2 separate regions of the Homo sapiens genome follow, and region 1 is linked to region 2. The links are chromatin contacts, found by Hi-C or POLR2A ChIA-PET in ENCODE. All regions are on one chromosome and are shown on one strand. The core of a region is the stretch at or near the end of the contact, and the rest is flanking DNA. Distances in the headings are between cores, read along the strand shown. Region 1 has its middle 57 kb from the start of SECISBP2. Region 2 overlaps SEMA4D (semaphorin 4D).

What was found. A loop is a pair of places that touch in the nucleus more often than their neighbours do. ChIA-PET counts read pairs that join two places held with the same protein, here RNA polymerase II (POLR2A). Pooled maps may share reads with other maps.
Region 1: a loop to region 2 is called in a map with no recorded cell type, with 3 times the contacts of the local background. The contact joins two enhancer-like sites. A Hi-C loop is called at or near these places in 1 of 168 maps with a recorded cell type or tissue (endothelial cell of umbilical vein), 1 of 37 single-sample maps with no recorded cell type and 2 of 50 pooled maps. POLR2A ChIA-PET finds 5 or more read pairs at or near these places in 3 of 52 experiments (A549, Caco-2 and activated CD4-positive, alpha-beta T cell).

The regions. Positions count from the first base shown.
Region 1 is chr9:89,373,775-89,376,858 of GRCh38, reverse strand. It overlaps a transcript of SEMA4D not described here. Among named protein-coding and RNA genes, the nearest start is that of SECISBP2, 57 kb to the right of the region's middle. RefSeq lists an enhancer at 824-933 and a silencer at 1,404-1,463. Within about 2 kb of position 1,423, at least 7 of the 41 ENCODE cell types and tissues checked have a DNase peak (open chromatin) inside an H3K27ac peak, as active enhancers do.
Region 2 is chr9:89,463,446-89,466,790 of GRCh38, reverse strand. The region is part of intron 1 of SEMA4D (semaphorin 4D); the gene reads left to right. Among named protein-coding and RNA genes, the nearest start is that of SEMA4D, 33 kb to the left of the region's middle. RefSeq lists enhancers at 1-449, 450-1,146, 2,335-2,394 and a silencer at 2,905-2,974. Within about 2 kb of position 2,095, at least 8 of the 41 ENCODE cell types and tissues checked have a DNase peak (open chromatin) inside an H3K27ac peak, as active enhancers do.

The DNA of each region.
Region 1 (3,084 bases), core at 174-2,673, 89 kb after region 2:
CTTCTACCTCTTCTGCCAGGCCACAGGTGAGTTGGGCCCTCTCTGTCCCCTGTGCCCTGTCCATCTGTCTCCTCCCACAGGTGGGGGGCGGGCGGGGGCATCCTCCACATCCCTCCACATGTTCCTTTACCTTCCTTATCTGTCCTGGCTGCGTCCCTCGGGTTGAGCCGTTTCACGCTTTCATTGTGGGTCCATCCCGAGGGAAACTGTAGACAGTGTGAAGCCACTTCTAGTGTACAGGGGTCAACCAGTGTTTTCTGTAAAGGGCTAGATATTTAGGCCTTGTGGGCTGCAGGCTGTGTCACAGCCACTAAGCTCTGCTGTTGTATTGTAAAACCAGCCATAGTCAATACACAACGAGTGGTCAGGGCTGTGTGCCAGTAAAACTTTATTTATAAAAATGCACGGTGGGCCAGATTTGCCCCAAAGGCCCCAGTTTCCCAACCTGTGGTATATAGGATTGCTTCTCCCTTAAAAAAAAAAAAAATTTCAAGAGACAGGGTCTCCCTCTGTCACCAAGGCTGGAGTGCAGTGACACAATCATAGCTCACTGCAGCCCCTGCCTCCTGGGCTTAAGCCATCCTCCTGCCTCAGCCTCCAGAGCCAGAGTGCTTCTATTTCTGCTAACAATTTGGAGGTTGATATACGTGGTATTTGGAAATTTTAAAAAATTAAGAGCTTCCAGAATGGGAGTTGTTTTAATGACTTGCTTCGTGGTATTTAAAAGCGGAAAAGATTGGCGGGCATAATCCCCCTGCTTTGGGAGGCCAAGGCAGGAGGATTGCTTGAAGCCAGGAGTTTCACAGCAGCTTGAGCAACATAGCGAGACCTGATCTCTACCCAAAAATGTGAAAAAAACTAACCAGGCTTGGTGGCACGTGCCTTGAGGATTGTTTGAGCCCAGGAGTTTGAGGTTACAGTAAGGTATGATGGTGCCACTGCACTCCAGCCTAGATCACAGAACAAGACCCTGTCTCAAAAATCATCATCATTATAAAAACAGAAAAGATTGAGAGTCTAGTGTACTCCTCTGGGACCTGGAGGCATTTGCCCTGGATTGGAAAATACTCGGATGGGATATCTGCTCTTGAAAGATAGTAGATGTCCAGAACCACACTTCAAAGATGTATCCTGTGCTTCAGGCAGTGCGTGGTAGCCCTGGTGGCCCCTGTGTTGTCATCTGACTGATCAGTAGATACAGAAAGAAAGGAAGTGGCCTGTTAGAGCCTGCCCCGGGGGAGGGATGAAGTTAATGAAGAGGAAAAGCAAACCCAATTGCTCTCTTTTTAAACATGTTAAACACACTGTCAGTAGCTCCTGAGAGTTTTAAGGTGCTGCCCTCTCCTGTTAAACAAGCTCTGAGAGCCCCAGGTGGCCCATGTCTGCTGAGGCCAGAATGTCCCTTGGCAGCCAGCACTGGACAGGAGAAGCTGCCGGTGAGCATGGAGCACTGTGGAGACGGAGCTTTGCTAGGCTGGCTTGTGTGGTTCCTGCCCTCCACTGGGTGCTACGGACCAAGGCTGTGCTGAGCCCCCTGTGGCCGCTCTCACAGCTGAATGGTGCTCCTCGGCCAGCTAGTTTGCCTTGGTGCAGGCATCCCAGAGGACTTCATGTCTCCATGGAGACTGTGTCCTGTCGCAGCACTGGGGTCCTTCAGGCAGACTCAGGAAGCTCCTCCTCGGTGGGGAGGCTGGGAAGCGGGCGGGTCTCTATGAACTGGCCGTGGACCCAGGGCTCCTTTGCGGGCAGATGCAGGCAGGCTGTATGGTCAGGCAATGTTGGTTGGTTATTTATTTATTTATTTTTGAGGCAGAGTCTTGCTCTGTTGCCCAGGCTGGAGTGCAGTGGCACGATCTTGGCTCACTGCAAGCTTCGCCTCCCAGGATCAAGCGATCCTCCTGCATCAGCCCCCCTAGTAGCTGGGATTACAGGCACACCTCACCATGCCCAGCTAATTTTTGTATTTTTAGTAGAGACAGGGTTTCGCCATCTTGGCCAGGCTGGTCTCAAACTACTGACCTCAGGGGATCCACCTGCCTTGGCCTCCCAAAGTGCTGGGATTACAGGCATGAGCCACCATGCCCGGCTGCTGTTACATTTTTAAATGTGAGGCTCCAGGTGTACCCCCTGTAGCTAGGCAGGCATACACACAAGCCCCTGGGGTCAGCAGGGAATGAAAGATGGGTGCCCAGGGAGAAGGGACATCACTGTTACAGCAACAGAAACCACCCCAGATATTTCAACCACAGGGCATTTAACACAGGGAATTGGTTACAAAGGTGATAGAAGGGCTGGGAACAGTGGGAAGGTGAGGTTTCCATTATCAGCCATGGGCAGGAAGAGTGAAGTGTCAAACACTCAGTCTCACTTGCTGTGCCACCGAGGCTGTGGCCGTGTGATCTGCAGCCTCTCCCTGCCCGCCACACTGCCTTCACTGCTGGAGGTCCTACTTGAAGCCACAAAAATGTTTCTTCCTTCCAACTTCCTGTCTCCTGTCAATGACTCCCATGGCCAGACCTAACAGAAAGCTGGCGGTCACAGATGGATATGGGGAATGTAGCTGTGGGCTTGCAGCAGTGTGGCCAGGAGTAGTGTGTAGAGGGTAGGGGAGCTGAGGGAGGAGGGCAGTCCTTTGCCAGTGCTCAGGATGGACTGAACAGATTGAGAACTGAGGCCCCCAGCCCTCCGCCACCCCCTTTTCACGTGGTCTTTACTTTCTCTCCAGAGGCATTTGGCCCCATCTGGGACATTCTCGTTCACTTGTTCCACTGAGGCCACAGCCTGCGAAGGCTGTGAGACCTCCCCAGGGAGCACCAGCTTAGGAGAGAGTGGCTTCAGCCTTTTCAAGGGTGGGCCGAGGCCAGGGCATCATGGGCATGCCGTGAACTCAGAGGGGCTGTGGCTGTGAATTTCCCGAGTAGGCTCCAGGGTTCTGTTGGGGTCTGTAGATGCTTCCTGCGACAGAGGCCACAGTGTGACTTGCAAGTCCCAGAGACTTTCCTGAGGAGAGTGAGTGCCATTTTCTGCCTTGTGGGCCAGGAATGAGCCATTCCAGGTGAGGCCCAGAGCCTGGAGATTGCAATA
Region 2 (3,345 bases), core at 846-3,345:
TGACCTGGTAGCCGCCTCCCTGCTGCACACAAGGACAACTCACTGGAAACACAGTCCATGTAGGCTGCAGACCATGTTTCCATGTGCTGGGTTTGGGTAATAATTACTGTGTACTAATTGCAGTGGAAAAGTGGAGTTGGCTGTGCCTTGAGAGTGTGCACATGCAGGTGAGTGATGCTTCTGGAGCATGACCTTGTGCACACGGGGGCTGTGTGCTCCCTCGATGATGCACTGCGTATGGTCTAGACAGAAAGGTCACTCACAGAGGTCATGGGCAGCCCTCGGTACATATGGAGAGCAGTCAAGCATGTGTTCACCTGGCCTGTGAGTGTTAGCGTGTCCCAGGTGTTGTAGGTGTGGATGCCTGGGGAAAGCCGGAAGGGAAAGGCCCCAGGCAGCCCTCTGTCTAAGGTTGTGGATTCTTAGAGGTGTTCGAGGAGCCCAGAAAGAATTCCAGATTGGCAGAAAGAAAAGGCGTTTCTGAAAATGAGTCTGCATCACTACGTGGGAACTCAGAGCGGAGTGATCACCCTATTTTTTGTACAAGTCAGGGGAAATTATGTTTGTGTGTGTCATTGAGCATTTCGTGTGCCTGATCCCTTGGTGTGTGCCCCAGGAGCTGCGGCACTGTGCTACGGAAGCCCCTAGCCAGGCCAGGGCTGCAAACTGCCTGGCGTGCACCCTGTGTGGTCCTGCCCCTTCATGGTGCCTTGGACACCTCGGCTTCTCACTGTGTCACATGGTGGACCATCTCCTCAAGCCCCAGTGCTCCAGTGAGCCCACCTTCCCCCCTGCCTCCAAGAAATGCAGGAGTCACTCCTGACACCATCTCTAGACACACCTTATTCTGCAGCATCACCTTCCCATCGGCTAAAGCTGGTTTCCTCCTAAACCTGTGGACTCCATCTTCTCCTCATTCCACCTTGGACTTGGGCATAGGCAGCCTTTGAATGGAGCACTGGGGCCACCCAGGGCTCACCTGTCTTTGTACAGCTCTGTAAGTCATAGATATCCGAAGGCAATGCAAATAATCCTTGTCCCTAGACGTGCAAATGGGTTCAGCCTCCTGGAGAGACAATTGACTCCCCATGGAAAAGGCTGGTATTGTGTCCGTTGGAAATTCATGTCAATATTCTTTTACTCTGTATTATTTTTTTCTTGAGGTGAAATTCACATAACATAAAGTTAATCATATTAAAGTGAATAGTTCCATGGCAGTTAGTACATTTGCAATGTTGTGCAACCTCTAGCTCCAAGACATTTCCAGCACCCCAAAAGGAAGCCCCCTAATTATCAATCCATCATGGCCCAATCCATCCCCATTCCCCCAGCCAACTCCATGTCTTTTTGTGATTCTTTGACTTCCCCTCTGAAGGGATTGTGACACCTCCTTGGTTCTCTTGTGAGTGATGATTTAATAATGTTTTTAATGCATGGTCATTTTTTTTAAGTGACCCGTTAGCAGCCATCACCCCTGGGCTGAGTGGCCAGCAATCTCACCGGATGGATGGTGCTGGTTTCCTGGGGACTTAGGCCCCTCTTGTCTGTTCTCCGCGGGATGCACCGGACTAAGGGCTCTTTTTAAAGTGAGAATCTGGTCATGGAGGGCAAGGAGGAACATTCTGTGGGCGGATCTTCCCAGTCTTGTCTGTGGGTCTGAGCCAGCGTGAGAGGCTCTTGGGTGATATGTGGAAATGTGCCCCCTTCCTGGGCTGGTCCTCTTTGCCCCTGACAGGTTGGTCAGTGAGTATTGGTTAATTATTGTGTGCTCAGTGCTTTGTAAAGCATGCGAGATGTTTATAGCTATAGAGAGGACATGGTGTCAAAAACAGAGATGCATCCAAATAAAGCAAGCAAGCTAATATAATTTAGAGCCAGCATATGCTTGCATTAGAGATGTCACTGTGGGCTGAGCAGAGAGCAGGACCCTCGCCCTGGGGGTGCTCTCCGCACCCTCCCCCCACACCCCGTGGTAACTCAGGCTTATCCAGCCCTCTCCAGGAGGCGGGGGACCCCTGCAACCCTGCCCATTTCCTAATGGACCCAAAGAATGAGGATGTGGTTTTTGTCTAGCACTCACCTCTCTGATGGTTGACCTCTGTGACTGCCTGAGTTGCTGTCAGTTTCCCCTGGGGGTGCTTCACTCTGGGGAGACCAGTGGGTTTTGAACCCTGTCCTCAGTGTCCCTGTCCTCTTCTTTGTTCCCATGATCTTGCAGGGAGAGGACCTGTTGCTGCCCTTCCTAGCTGGGGTGTTGCACCCCACATCTGAGGGGTCTCTCCTTATTGATGAACTCCTGTCTTTTCCTGTCCAGATCCTGGGCATTGGGGAGGTGGCCAGAGGCAGCCTGGCTGCGCCCTGCTGCTGGACTTGTAATGTGTTGCCCCCCACCCCCAACTGTGGCTGCCTTGCCCCTGAGGTCCTCAGCCCCACCCCAGCTGTTTATAATCATCCGAAACCCAGGTCGGAAGGCAGGATTTCCAGCCATTCCTTTTTTCTCACAGGTAGCATCTTGGTGAAATAATTCAATTTACAATTAAGTATTTTTGTTTTACATCTTCAACATGATTAGAACAAAGTGTCCTTGGTCCCTGAGAGCGTAGTGCATCTGAGAGAAGAGAGGAAGAAACAGGCTCACAGTGCGGTTTTGTGGCAGTTTTCTTGGGGGTGGGGGAAGGTGAGTCACACTCTCCATTTTTGACTGGTGTTCTGATTCTGAAATTTAAGAAAAGCACATAGAACCCCAAAAGCACGTGTCTAAGGTGGAAAGTGGAGAAAGTGCCCCCATGACTGCAAGGGTTGAAGTTAAGCCTTTGGCTCTAGTTGGCACGATTTGGTTCTTTTTTTTTTTTTGTCTGAGACGGAGTCTTGCTCTGTCACCCAGGCTGGAGTGCAGTGGTGCAATCTCGGCTCACCGCAACCTCCACCTCCTGGGTTCAAGCAAGCCTCCTGCCTCAGCCTCCCAAGTAGCTGGGATTACAGGTGCCCGCCGCCACACCCTGCTAATTTTTATATTTTTAGTAGAGATGGGGTTTCACCATGTTGGCCAGGCTGATCTTGAACTCCTGACCTCGTGATATGCCCGCCTCAGCCTCCCAAAGTGCTGGGATTACAGGCGTGAGCCACCATGCCCGGCCCACCATTTGGTTCTTTAAACACAACATAGAGACCTTGTGTTGTGAATACACTTTGGAGACTGGTTGACGCTAATTAGTTTTGTACCTCCCCACCTCTGCTGCGAAAATGAAAAAGCAGCAGCGAAAAAGGGCTGGTCATGACCTGGATGAGAAAGAGCAAGTCTGGGACTTGATCATGAAAAGCCCCCAAGTAGCCCTGCTGAACAGA